Linked DNA regions of Homo sapiens: region 2 is linked to region 1. A link is a contact called in ENCODE Hi-C or POLR2A ChIA-PET data. All regions are on one chromosome and are shown on one strand. Each heading gives the region's core, a stretch centred on a gene start or an enhancer-like site at or near the end of the contact. The rest is flanking DNA. Distances are from core to core; before and after follow the strand shown. Region 1 holds the start of TNFRSF1A (TNF receptor superfamily member 1A). Region 2 holds the start of ATN1 (atrophin 1).

What was found. Hi-C counts contacts between places; a loop is a spot of excess contacts on that map. ChIA-PET counts read pairs that join two places held with the same protein, here RNA polymerase II (POLR2A). Pooled maps may share reads with other maps.
Region 2: a map of ascending aorta shows a loop between it and region 1 (2.1-fold over the local background). The contact joins the promoter of ATN1 here to the promoter of TNFRSF1A in region 1. A Hi-C loop is called at or near these places in 1 of 168 maps with a recorded cell type or tissue (ascending aorta) and 2 of 50 pooled maps. POLR2A ChIA-PET finds 5 or more read pairs at or near these places in 1 of 52 experiments (activated T-cell).

Annotation. Positions count from the first base shown.
Region 1 is chr12:6,338,619-6,344,349 of GRCh38, reverse strand. It overlaps TNFRSF1A (TNF receptor superfamily member 1A), which reads left to right and starts at 2,274. Exons shown (of 10, transcript NM_001065.4): 1 at 2,274-2,574. The coding sequence starts at 2,536. RefSeq lists an enhancer at 2,372-2,471.
Region 2 is chr12:6,924,580-6,930,310 of GRCh38, reverse strand. It overlaps ATN1 (atrophin 1), which reads right to left and starts at 2,352. Exons shown (of 10, transcript NM_001940.4): 1 at 1,927-2,352. It overlaps LOC124902868 (a long non-coding RNA gene), which reads left to right and starts at 2,615. Exons shown (of 2, transcript XR_007063194.1): 1 at 2,615-2,784; 2 at 4,186-5,731. RefSeq lists silencers at 2,354-2,513, 2,694-2,743 and enhancers at 3,768-4,467, 5,168-5,731.

The DNA.
Region 1 (5,731 bases), core at 1,025-3,524:
TTAATCATTAATACAACTAGCTGGGCATAGTGGTGTGCGATGGTAGTCTTAGCCACTCGGAAGGCTGATGTGGGAGGCTAGCTTGAGGCCAGTAGTTCTAGGTTAGGTGAGCTATGATTGCACCATTGCACTTTAGCCTGGGTGAGAGCAAGCTCCTGTTTCAAAAAAAAAATTAATTGCTACCACTTACTAAATGCTTAATATATGGCAAACACTTGCCAAACACTTTATATGCTTGATTTAAGCATCAAGCTAGCTCTGTGAAGGGTACCAGCAGGTTTCCCATTTTTTAGATGAGCAGACCGAGGTTCTTCTCGCTGCTTCATACTGGAAACTTGCACTTGATTCTGAGGCTCCTGCTTCTTCAAGAACACTGCTTTGGGTTCGCTTCTCCTGTCCCTGGGGTCTCCCTTTGTGATGGTGGTGAGCTGCTTCCTTTCTGAATCCAGCTTCAACCCTACAGTTCTCCAGAAGCTGGACGATGGGGTGGAGTAAAGTCAGCTCCCCCCGCAGTGAGGGACACTGAAGCTCCATTCTCATCTGCGGATCACAGAGGGGAAGCCAGGAAGAGCCAGGGGACGGTGGACTTGGGGCTGGGAGGTCATCTCAGAGGGATAAGGGGTGAGGAGCTCTGGTTTCAAGTTCCAAAGCCCTAGGACCTCCCTCTTCTCTGTCTGCCTGCATTTCTAGCAGCCTCAGCAGCTGCAGGCCCTTGGGCGGGGCTGGATGTAGGGAAGGTCATTGTACCAAGAAGATAGTTGGGTAAATGTGGTACCTTTGTTGTAGGATTCTCTTGGGAGATGTCTGCATCAATGAGGATGGCATAAAGTAACCAGAGTCAGGATGTGGGGTCTGACTCAGTGACAGAAAAAGTGGCAGTGTGTCTCTCATAGCCAAAGGGGCCCTTGGACCGGCAGTCGGGAGTCTGGGGTTCTCTGTTGGCTCTGCCTCCTGGCACATTGGGTTTCTGGACCTCAGTTTTCTCCTCTATAAAACCGGGCAGTTGGGTGGGCACGGTGGCTCACACCTGTAATCCTAGCACTTTAGGAGGCTGAGGTGGGCAGATCATTTGGGCCCAGGAGTTCAAGACCTGCCTGTGTAACATGGTGAGACCCTGTCTCTACAAAAAATACAAAAATTACCCAGGCGTGGTGGTATGCACCTATAGTCCCAGCTGCTTGGGAGGCTGAGGTGGGAGGATTACTTGAACCTGGGAGGTCGAGGCTGCAGTGAGCTGCGATGGTACCACTGCACTCCAGCCTGGGAAACGGAGCGGACCCTCAAAACAAAAACAAAAATGAAAAACAAGCAAACGAAGAAATAAAAAAACCTAGGGGGTTGTAGTCGATGATCTGTAAGGTGAGTTATAATTGATGTATTGGAATATTTAGGAAAAGGGCACTGGGAATATGCTAGGAACACCTGATGGAGGTATCTTTATTTCCACGGCAGCTTCGTGGATACGTCTCATTGATTCTCATGGCATCACTTTCCCCATGTAGGTGGGCAGACATTGTTACCCCTGTTTAATAAACAAGGAACCAACAGAGGCTTAGGAGAGGAGTTGCCTGATGTCGCATGATTGGTGGCAGAGCCAGGATCAACAGTGGGGCAGGGTGGGGGGACCTGGCCAGGCAGAGACTGGATGAGACCTGGGGTGAGGAATGGCAGGCACCCAGTCAGGGCAGAAAACGAGGGTTGGGACTTACTTTGAGTTTTGGATTGGATCAGTAAATTCCCAAGAAAGAGGGAGACTAGGAGGCTAGTGAAGAACTCTGGAGTAAAGGGGAGGATTACTAAGGGACATGGAGTACCTATCATGTGTCGGACGCTTATCTATATCTCTCCCATCTGAACAAATCCTTACAGGAACCCCAGGAGACAGGTTATCTCCACTCTGCAAATTGGAAAACAGATCCAGACAGTTTCAGTTATGTGTCTGAGAAGTTCATTTATGTGTCCAAGACACATTCTTAGCTAAAAAGCTAAGCATTCTGAATTGGAACCCAGAGAATTTGACTCCCAGACTCTGGATCTTTTCACTGCTGTGATCCATCTGGGAAAGGCTAGTGATGTGGGCAAGGGGCTTATTGCCCCTTGGTGTTTGGTTGGGAGTGGTCGGATTGGTGGGTTGGGGGCACAAGGCAGCCAGATCTGGGACTCCTGTGCTTGTGACTGGACTACAAAGAGTTAAAGAACGTTGGGCCTCCTCCTCCCGCCTCCTGTGGCCTCCTCCTCCAGCTCTTCCTGTCCCGCTGTTGCAACACTGCCTCACTCTTCCCCTCCCACCTTCTCTCCCCTCCTCTCTGCTTTAATTTTCTCAGAATTCTCTGGACTGAGGCTCCAGTTCTGGCCTTTGGGGTTCAAGATCACTGGGACCAGGCCGTGATCTCTATGCCCGAGTCTCAACCCTCAACTGTCACCCCAAGGCACTTGGGACGTCCTGGACAGACCGAGTCCCGGGAAGCCCCAGCACTGCCGCTGCCACACTGCCCTGAGCCCAAATGGGGGAGTGAGAGGCCATAGCTGTCTGGCATGGGCCTCTCCACCGTGCCTGACCTGCTGCTGCCACTGGTGAGACCAGGGACAAAGGGAAGAGTGGGCTGGTGGGCGAGGCACCTTCCGGCTGGCGTGGGCCCTCTCCGGGAGGGGGCCGAGCCTCTCCTGCCCGGGCCTGGTCCTGGCGCCAGCCTCAGGCCTGCAGGTCCTAACCTCAGCCACTGCCAGTGTGGGGTTCCCCATTCATCCGCCTTTTGGAGTAGGGGCTGCGCTGAGGCAGGGGAATGGGAGAAGTTTGAAAGGGAGAGAGTAAAAGGAAGCCCTGGCCCCTGACAGCGGTGGAAGTTTGTGGGCGGCCAAGGGAATGTGGGCAGGAGATAGGCCCAGGGTGGGGCAGATTTGGCGGGGAAAAGAAGGGAGTGGGAGTAGGAAGATTAGTGCTCGGGGAGTCCAGACGGTTCTGAATTCTGTCCCTCCGGTCAGCTGGCTGGCCTGGAGGGTGTTGGGCCGTGGGGAGGCGAGGCTGCCTGTGGAACTTGGTGGAGCACACCCTGTAGGGCAGGATTTTGGCGGCTGGTGAAGTGGGGGAGTGAGTTGAGGAGTGGGGATGGGCTGGTGTGGTGGGTTTGGGATGCTCATGGTGGGAGGTATTTGAGAATGGGCTGGGACACTGGATGGGGCAGGGCAACCCAGTGGACAGTGTCCCCAGTGCCCTGGCCAAGCCCCGGCCTCTCACCTGGGGACATTCTTTACCCTTTTGCCTGCTGCTAGGCAGGTAGCCGCTGTGGGACTGAGCCTTCCCAGGGAGCTAGTCCTACCCCCACCTGGTCAGTGTCCCTGGGCCTGTCCTCCAGCTTCCCCTCCCCGCTGCTTCTCACAGACCTAAACAACAATCCCTTGGTTTCTTATTCTACAGTTCAGTTTGGGGAAGTTGGTAGAAAGTTGTTTTCGTCACTGGAAAATGTCCCTTTCTCTGGCCTCAGCCTTGTTTCAATGTATCCTTGATCGTCCTCCACGTCTTGGTCCGGGAATCATCCTGTTCAGATGTCCTGGGCCCATCTAGTCAGGCAGATTTTCCCTGCCCTGCCCGGCCTCTGAAGGCTGCGCCTACCTCCCCTCTCTTTAGTGCCTTATACTCTTCCTCTCCTACCATTCCTTTCTTCCAGCAATCTCCCCAGACTCTCCTCAGACTTCTCAGAGCCTCTTTTTTTGAAATCTTTTCTCGCTAATCCTCCTTCCCCTCCTCTCTGCTCCGCTCTGGTCCCGGCCCCAGGTCCCCAGGCAGCACGTCTCTGGTCAGGGTCTCACTCTTCTTCTTCTGCCTCCTCCTGCCTCCTTAGTCCCACCCGCTCTTCCCTTCTTCCCACTGTCCTTCCCCCACGGTCTCCCCACCAGCCAGCTGCCCTGACATCCTGCTTCTGTTTTCTGTTTGGGGGCGGCCCCTGGCTCCCTCACATACCTCCTGCATGAACAAGAGCAGCTTATATAACCTAACCTTCCATGCCTTCGTTTCTTTATCTCCAAAATGGGTGTCACAGTCTTGACCTCATACTGTTGTTTTGAAGATTGAATAGACTGATACATGTTAAGTGTTCATTTGATTTATTAAGTGTGCGCTCTGGGCTAGACACTGTGATAGGTGCTGGGATTACAGCAGAGAACAAAATCCCTGCCCACAGCTTTGACAGTCCATCAGGGGAATAGGTTGTAGCAAATAGAAAGCACTCAATAAAGTTTTTATATTGCTGTGACTAGTAGTAATTACTGGGTGGCTACCTGTGTTGGGAAAACAGAGGGTAAAGGTAGCCTGAACAGGTAAAGGGAAGTGCCTGCGTCCTGGGGTGCTTCAGCCCAGGTGGGATTATGTCTCCTAAGGGACAGAAGCCTGGCCTGGAGCTGGAGGAAAGGGAAAACAAAGGGAATGCAACATCCTTCTGAATTTCTCACCATTCAGTGGGCAATGCAGAGCTCACAGTGTGTGTGTGTGTGTGTGTGTGTGTGTGTGTGTGAGAGAGAGAGAGAGAGAGAGAGAGAAGTGGGGTAGGGGAGTAGGGAAGAATGATACAGGAGAGACTGTGGCAAAGCAAACAGGATTTTGCTGCTCTCAAAGAGCTTACAGCCTAGTAACCAAGATGGCTTACAGTGAAAAATGATTTCAGAGCAATCCCGAGGAAAATATCCACAAATGCATTGTGATGTGGTGTCCTGGAGCACCAGTTGGGAGGAGGAGGAACTGGGGAAGGAGGTGAGCCTTAGTCCACTGCCTTTCCTTGCTTAGCAGGTCTCAGCTCCTGCGCTCAGCTCCAGAAAATTCAGGAGCTTCCCCACGCTGCTTCAGTGTCCTTCACTGTGCAACTGCAGCACTCCCTGTATAGATCTCAGTGCCTACAACTGACTGTCTTTGACTCAAGTGAGAGCTCTTGAGAGCACGAGCTGTGTATTATCCACCTCAGCATCCCTAGCACCCATACGGGACCTGTCACATTAACTGTGCCCCTTAACTATTTGCTGAAGGAATTAAGGAACAAGAGATGTGTCAGATGGGATGGCGGAGGGAAAGCCTCATAGAAAAGTGGATGTGGAGCTGACATCTGAAGTCACTGCCTGTCAGGGTAGCTATAAAGGAGGGAAGCAGAGTTGGATACTGATGTGAGGAAGAGGAGAGGAATGGAGAGATGGGATTTTGTGTTGATGGGCAGGGTGGCAGGAAGCCAGACACCTTGGTTCGGGAGTGGAAAAACCATGTTGAGAAACACTAAGAAATGTGAATGGGAGAATTAGAGGGAGTGGGGGAGAGGATGGAGGAAGAGTGTTGAATATGGTTCCAGGTGGAGGAATTCATTCATTCGTTTATTCAGAAGCTGTTCTCCTAGGGCACATTCTGTGCCCAGACTGTGATTAGAAGTGAGGTGAGGCATCTCAGATGGGTGCTGTGGTTCATGCCTGTAATTCCAGCACTTCAGGAGGCCGAGGTGTGTGGATTGCTTGAGTCCAGGAGTTCGAGACCAGCCTGGGCAACACAGCAAAACCCTGTCTCTACAAAAAATACAAAGATTAGCGGGGCATGGTGGGGCGTGCTTGTCATCCCAGCTATTCGGGAGACTGAGCTCGGGAGGACGGCTTGGGCCCAGGAGGTGGAGGTTGTAGTGAGCCCTGACCACACCACTACATTCCGTCCTGGTGGTGAAGGTTGCAGTGAGCTATGATTGTGCCACTGCACTTCACCCTGGGT
Region 2 (5,731 bases), core at 1,103-3,602, 590 kb before region 1:
CATTCTGGACCTGCCAGACTAACAAACCAGTCCAAAGTGACTCCTAGATAACAATGCAGCCCAGACCAGCAGATAACGATGCACTGGCCTAAGCCTTCTGAGAATCCGGGACCTTCAGAGAGGCCTCAGAGATCATCTCATCTATAGCCCCTTCATCTTAACAATGAAGCCCAGGCTCAAAGAGAAGTGACTTGCCCAAGGTCACAGAGGCACAGCCAGGTCTAGACACAGGTCTCCTGGCTCCTGTTCTATAGTATTTCCCCTGCATGAAGCTGTTTCACAGCCCTCTGTCCTGGGCCACCCTCACCTGGGATGGGCCTGGGAGCCCAGCCATTTCTACAAGGTCAGGGAAGAAGGCCAAAGGTTAGTTGAGGGAAAGAGGAAAAGGGTTACTCAAGAAGGGAGGCTCAAAGAGGAATTCAAGTTTTAGAAAATGAAAGAAAGTGCAAAGAAGCAAAAAGACAACTCTACAAAAAATAACATAATAAGGGAGGTAGAGGTCAGAACCAACTGCCAAAAGATGGTGTAACCTGAACAGAAGCGTTTTCATCCTCCCATCATGCCCAGGTGGAGAGACTTGGAGAAACACCTATGATCTGCAAGGAACGTATCTACCTGTTCCAACAGACTTCAACATGAAAGGGTGCACACCGTGGGGAAACTCCCAACCACCAACAGATCCAGAAACAACCTCCAAAACCCAGCCCAGAGTCCCAAGGACAGCCACAGGCTGAGGTCCAATAAACATTCGAAGCCCCCCCAACCAATCTGACATCCCACTGGATCACTACCATAGCAACACAGTGGCAAAAGGTGCCCCTCAAGAGACCATCCCAGGTGTCCATCTGGCAGCTACCCCCTACCCCAGTTGCCAAAGCAACTCCTACCCTCCTATAGCACCTCAGGTAAGGGAGCTTGAAGGTACCTACCCTAGTCAAAATAAGCCCATGCACAAAGGGAGATCTTTGAGCTCAAAGCAGTAACTAAGGCCTCCCTATATAGATCACAGCTCCAGGGGCAGCGGACGCTCCGGAAATTGGAGGGTGGAGGGTGGAGGTCGCAACTTGCCTGGAGTGCCTGTAAGGTTGCTCAATTCTCCATTTCCATCCTCCCAGAACCCCTTTCTTCCCAACTCCCCCTTCTGTGTTCCTGTTTTCCTCCTCACTAGTTTTGGGATAACCCACACTACTGGGCCCCAGTGCCCTCTCCAAGAAATAACTATGTCTGGGATAGGGAAAACAGGGTCAGAGGTGACCTGCAGTAGGGGAATGAAAACCGTCACAAAGACATGGCCTTCCCTCTTCCACGCTGGAAAACCTCCGGCTCTTCTCAAAAATGGACCTCTCTTTGCCCAAGCCTCCGTCTCCCCCAGGTTCATCAGCCACAATCCCTCTTTCCACCTACCACACCCCTTTCCCGTTTCCCACTTCCCGTCTATTCCTAAAGCCCCCAACCCCAGGCTCCGGAACCCGTGTTCTGGTCCTTTGGAGCTTTTTCCTGGAGGCTTCATGCCCCACCTCGCTGCCATCTCTCCTATCCATTCTGCCTTCGCCCGGAACCCCACTCACAGCATCCCCCGTTTTCCTCCGCCAACCCCGGCCTCGATGTTCCTCCTCTTTTGAGTCTGCGGGTCCCGGATACCCTCTGGCCCCACAGGCCTCCTCCGGAGACCCTCCCTCCTTCCCCACCTTCCCGATCCTCCCGAAACCCTGGCCCCCGACTCTCCTCGGCGGGCCCCACCCCCTGAGCCCCCGGCCCTCAGGCCAGGCAGAGCCCGCAGTGGGGGGACGGGATTGGGAAAATAACAAATGGAGGCGGCGGCGGCAGGAGGGGGAACTGGGAGGGGTGGGGGTGGGGAGCCGCAGGCCGGAGCCCGGGCGGGACAGAACCCCGCGGGCCCGGGGCCCAGGCGGCCGCAGACCTTACCTGCTGGTAGCTCGGGACGGCTGGCTGGCTCCGAGCGGGATTCCGGGCTCCGGCGCCTCTGGGGGGCGGCGGCGGCAGCTCCCCCGCCCCCCTCTCCTCTTCTCGGCCTCAGTCGCCGCCGCGACGACGGCGGCGGCGGCCCCGACCCCCCCGGAGGGCGGCCCCCATCCCCCCTTTTCCCCGCCTGGCCCCAATCGCCCGCCGGCCCCCGGAGCAAACCCCGATCCCCGCTCTGCTCCCCACCTCCCCGGGCTCGCCGCCTCCCCCTGGCCGCCCGGAATGCCCCGGGCCGCGCCGCCCGCCCCCGCCGCGCCGCCCGGCCCCGCGGCCCGCCCGGCCCTCGGCGCGGTTCCGACCCGCCGCCGCCCGCGCCCGCCTAGCGCAGCCCGCACCCGCGCGATCCCGGGCCCCTCGGCCGCCTCGCCCGCGGCCCCCGCCCCTTCCCCGGCAGTCGGCTCCCTCTCCCCCCTCCTAGCCCCTCCCCGAAGCCGCGGTCCCTCCGAAATGGCCCGGCCCGAGGCCCCGACCCGGCGCGGGGCTGCGGACGGGCTGGGCGGTGCGTCCGGCGACTCGCACAGGAAAGCGGACGGCGAAGGGAGGGAGCCTGGGAGAGGGGGATGGGAGAAGGGAGGAAGAGGGAGAAGGAGGGAGCGCGGAGGAACGGAGGAGAGAGGGGCCAGGAGGGAGACGCGAGGGAGGGAGCGCGAGGCAAGCCGCGAGGGGGGAGAGAGGGGGAGCCGGAGAGGGGGAGGCGCAGCGCGAGTTGGCCGAGGCCGAGGCCGAGGGGGCCGGGGCGCGGGGAGGGCTAGCCGTGGCGGAATGTGGGGAGCCCGCGGGCCCGGCGCGGGAGAGGGCTAGGTAGGAGGGGCTGTGGGTGGTGAGGGCAGATGAGGGGAGGCTGAAGTTTGGGGGCGAGCGGGTCTGTGGCAGAGGTGAAGTGGGAGGAGTTTGGGGGATCCTGGGGTAGAGATTGGGATAATGGGATTGGATTGGAAAGATGGAGCTGCCTGGGGGCTTTGTGGGTGCCTGGTGAGAAGTGAGAGAAGCTTGGGGTGAGGGATCTGTGGCAGAGATGGAGCCAGACGGGTTTGGGGGCTATTATCAGAGAGAATGGGATGGAAGTTTGGGGTCATAAGGAGAGAGAAAAATTGAAAAGATGACATATATAGAAAGATGGGGCTTCTGGAAAAAGTAAAGCTTTTGGGGGTGATTAGTGTTGACAAAAGAGTCATAAATATAAGAATTGGGGGTGGGGGGATGAAGGAATGCTGGAGAGAGAGAAGTCCAGAGGAAACGTCAGTGAGGAGAGAGAGGAGGGAACGCGTGAGGAACCTTAAGAAGGGATGAACGAGGTGGGCCCAGGTGCCAATTCTAGGGAAAATAGGTTCTGGGTGAGAAAGGAGGGCTCTGGATGGGAAAGAAGGGTGGGAGACACCGGGCTGGCTGGATCCTGGGGGTGGGGGCTCCCAGTAGAGCCGAGGAGGGTTTACTTGGGCGGGCAGAATGGGGAAGAGGGGGATAAGAAGATTGGAAGGAAATGTAAGCTGAACAAGGCCTATGGCTGGCGGCAGTATGGAAGAGGAAAGATCATGGATGGGAAAAGAAAATGGAGATGGGGCCGGTGCGGGGGCTCACGCCTGTAATCTCAGCACTTTCGGAGGCTGAGTCGGGTGGGTCACTTGTCAGGAGTTCAAGACCAGCCTGGCCAACATGGCGAAACCCCGTCTCTACTAAAAATACAAAAATTAGCCGGGTGTGGTGGCGCATGCCTGTAATCCCAGCTACTCAGAGGCTGAGGCAGGAGAATCCTTGAACCTGGGAGGCAAAGGTTTCAGCAAGCAGAGATCGCGCCACTGCACTCCAGCCTGGGAGACAGAGCGAGACGCCGTCTCAAAAAAAAAAAGAAAAAATGGAGATGGGAAACGAGGGCAGTTAAAGGAAATGACAGATGTGGGAGCGGGGGGAGGTTGCTGGCAAGCTCATGGGTAGATAGGTAAGGGATACAGCTTGGAGGAGTGAGACACCATCCTCAGGCCTTCCATCTAGTGGCATCTCCATTTTCCTTCTCAAATCTGTTGAAAGTCATCACTAAAGATCCCCTGGGTCACAGGGAAGCAGTCGGGTGAAGACTGGGCTTAATGTGGACCCAAATCCCTGGGTATCCTTGTTGCTCAATCCCACTTGTTCTAAGGTGGAGACAGTCCCCACCACAGACTGCAGGCTCCTCCCAACCCTTCCTCTCCCTCCCCTGCTCTCCAGGTAGCCTCTGGCAGTCAGTCTGCTCCCGGCCGTGAAGCCAGCACCTCCGCCAGCCCACCACCAGTTCCTTCTCCTGGGCTCCCTCCTGGCCCTCCACCAAGCGGCAACATCTCCCAGGACAAAGGACACAGGGTGATTTTTGGCAGCAGAAATTGGGAAGGCCAGAGAATGGGAGGGAGGCAGGCTGGCAAGCCGGAAGAGCTGGAGCTGGAGTGTGGATTAGGAGCCCTCAGTAGAGCTCCAGATTTGGGGTGGGGGTCGGGTACTTGTGGGGCCAGTCTTGCTGGAGGCTAAGGGTGGGCCCTGAATTGGCAAGATCCCACCTGCCTTCAGGGAAGGAAGGAGGTTAGCTCTGGAGCAGCTCAGTAGATTTTTGTCTCACAATTCCTTGGGCCAGATTCAACAAAGTTCTGGGAATACTCAAAAGCTCTAAACAAGATTCCAGAGCACTGGGGAACTGGGCGCAGGAACAGGAACACTTCCTTGGCCTGGGAATGAGTCATCACTCTGAAGTCCCTTGAATTGGTTGGCACTCACTTTACCACTCCAAGCACACCTTCCTCCCAGGGCCTCCCTGAGACCAGGCCAGCTCCCTGTCTCCCTGTGCACCCCGACTCCCTTCCTCTTGCTCTAGGGTAGCTGCTGCTCCTCCCCACCCCTGACTTTGTTCCAGGGCTCCCCCTTTCCCTCTCACCCTCTCTCCCCATGGCATTTCCTCTCTTTCTGTACCACTCAGTTCAGTCTCCCACTGGGCCTTGGCTCAAGCCCTTTCCAAATCCCTTCCAGGCTGAGCTCTTCTCCCTTGTTTTTTAATCACTAAGGAATGGGCTACAATGGATACTAAAAGAAAAATTTAGGCATATGTGGGGATAGGGGATGGTGAGAGTCACAAAAGAAACCATTGTCTACCCTCTCCCATTCCTCCCCTACCTGAGGGCCAGGCTTATAGTCCAGCTGCAGGGGACATCTCTCTCTCTCTCTCTCACACACACACACACACACACACACGCACACGCACACACACAGCCCCAGCCATCCCTCACCCCAGCTCCCTCTCTGGCTCAGCCCCCCACAACCCATTGGTCTCCAGGCAACGGCACAAAGGGAAAGTGGAGAGAAGGGCCTGGGAGGCCCAGGCAGAGCTAGCTGTAACCCAATCCAACCCCGATACTTTGGGGGTTGGGGGGCCAGACTGTCAGAGAAGGCGACCTGGTGAGGAGGGATGAAAGAAAGGACAGAGGCTAGGAACTAGGCTCAAACTAGGATAGTCCTGGTCAGTCTGGGAGTTACTAAGGTAAGATGGGTATCAGGGACCCCAGAGAAAACTGAGAGGCACAGAGGAAAGTACAGGAAACCCCAAGGGAGGCATAAAGGGTCGCCAGGAGAAAAGGGAAAGATGAGATGCCCACACTGAAACTAAAAGGCACAGAAATGGAAAGGGGGCATGAGGCTCTTTGAACTGAAAATGGCTGAGGTGTCAGGGACCCGGGAAGGAGGGCAAGAAAAGAAATGGGCCCTACCCATACAGAACTAGAACCTATTTTAG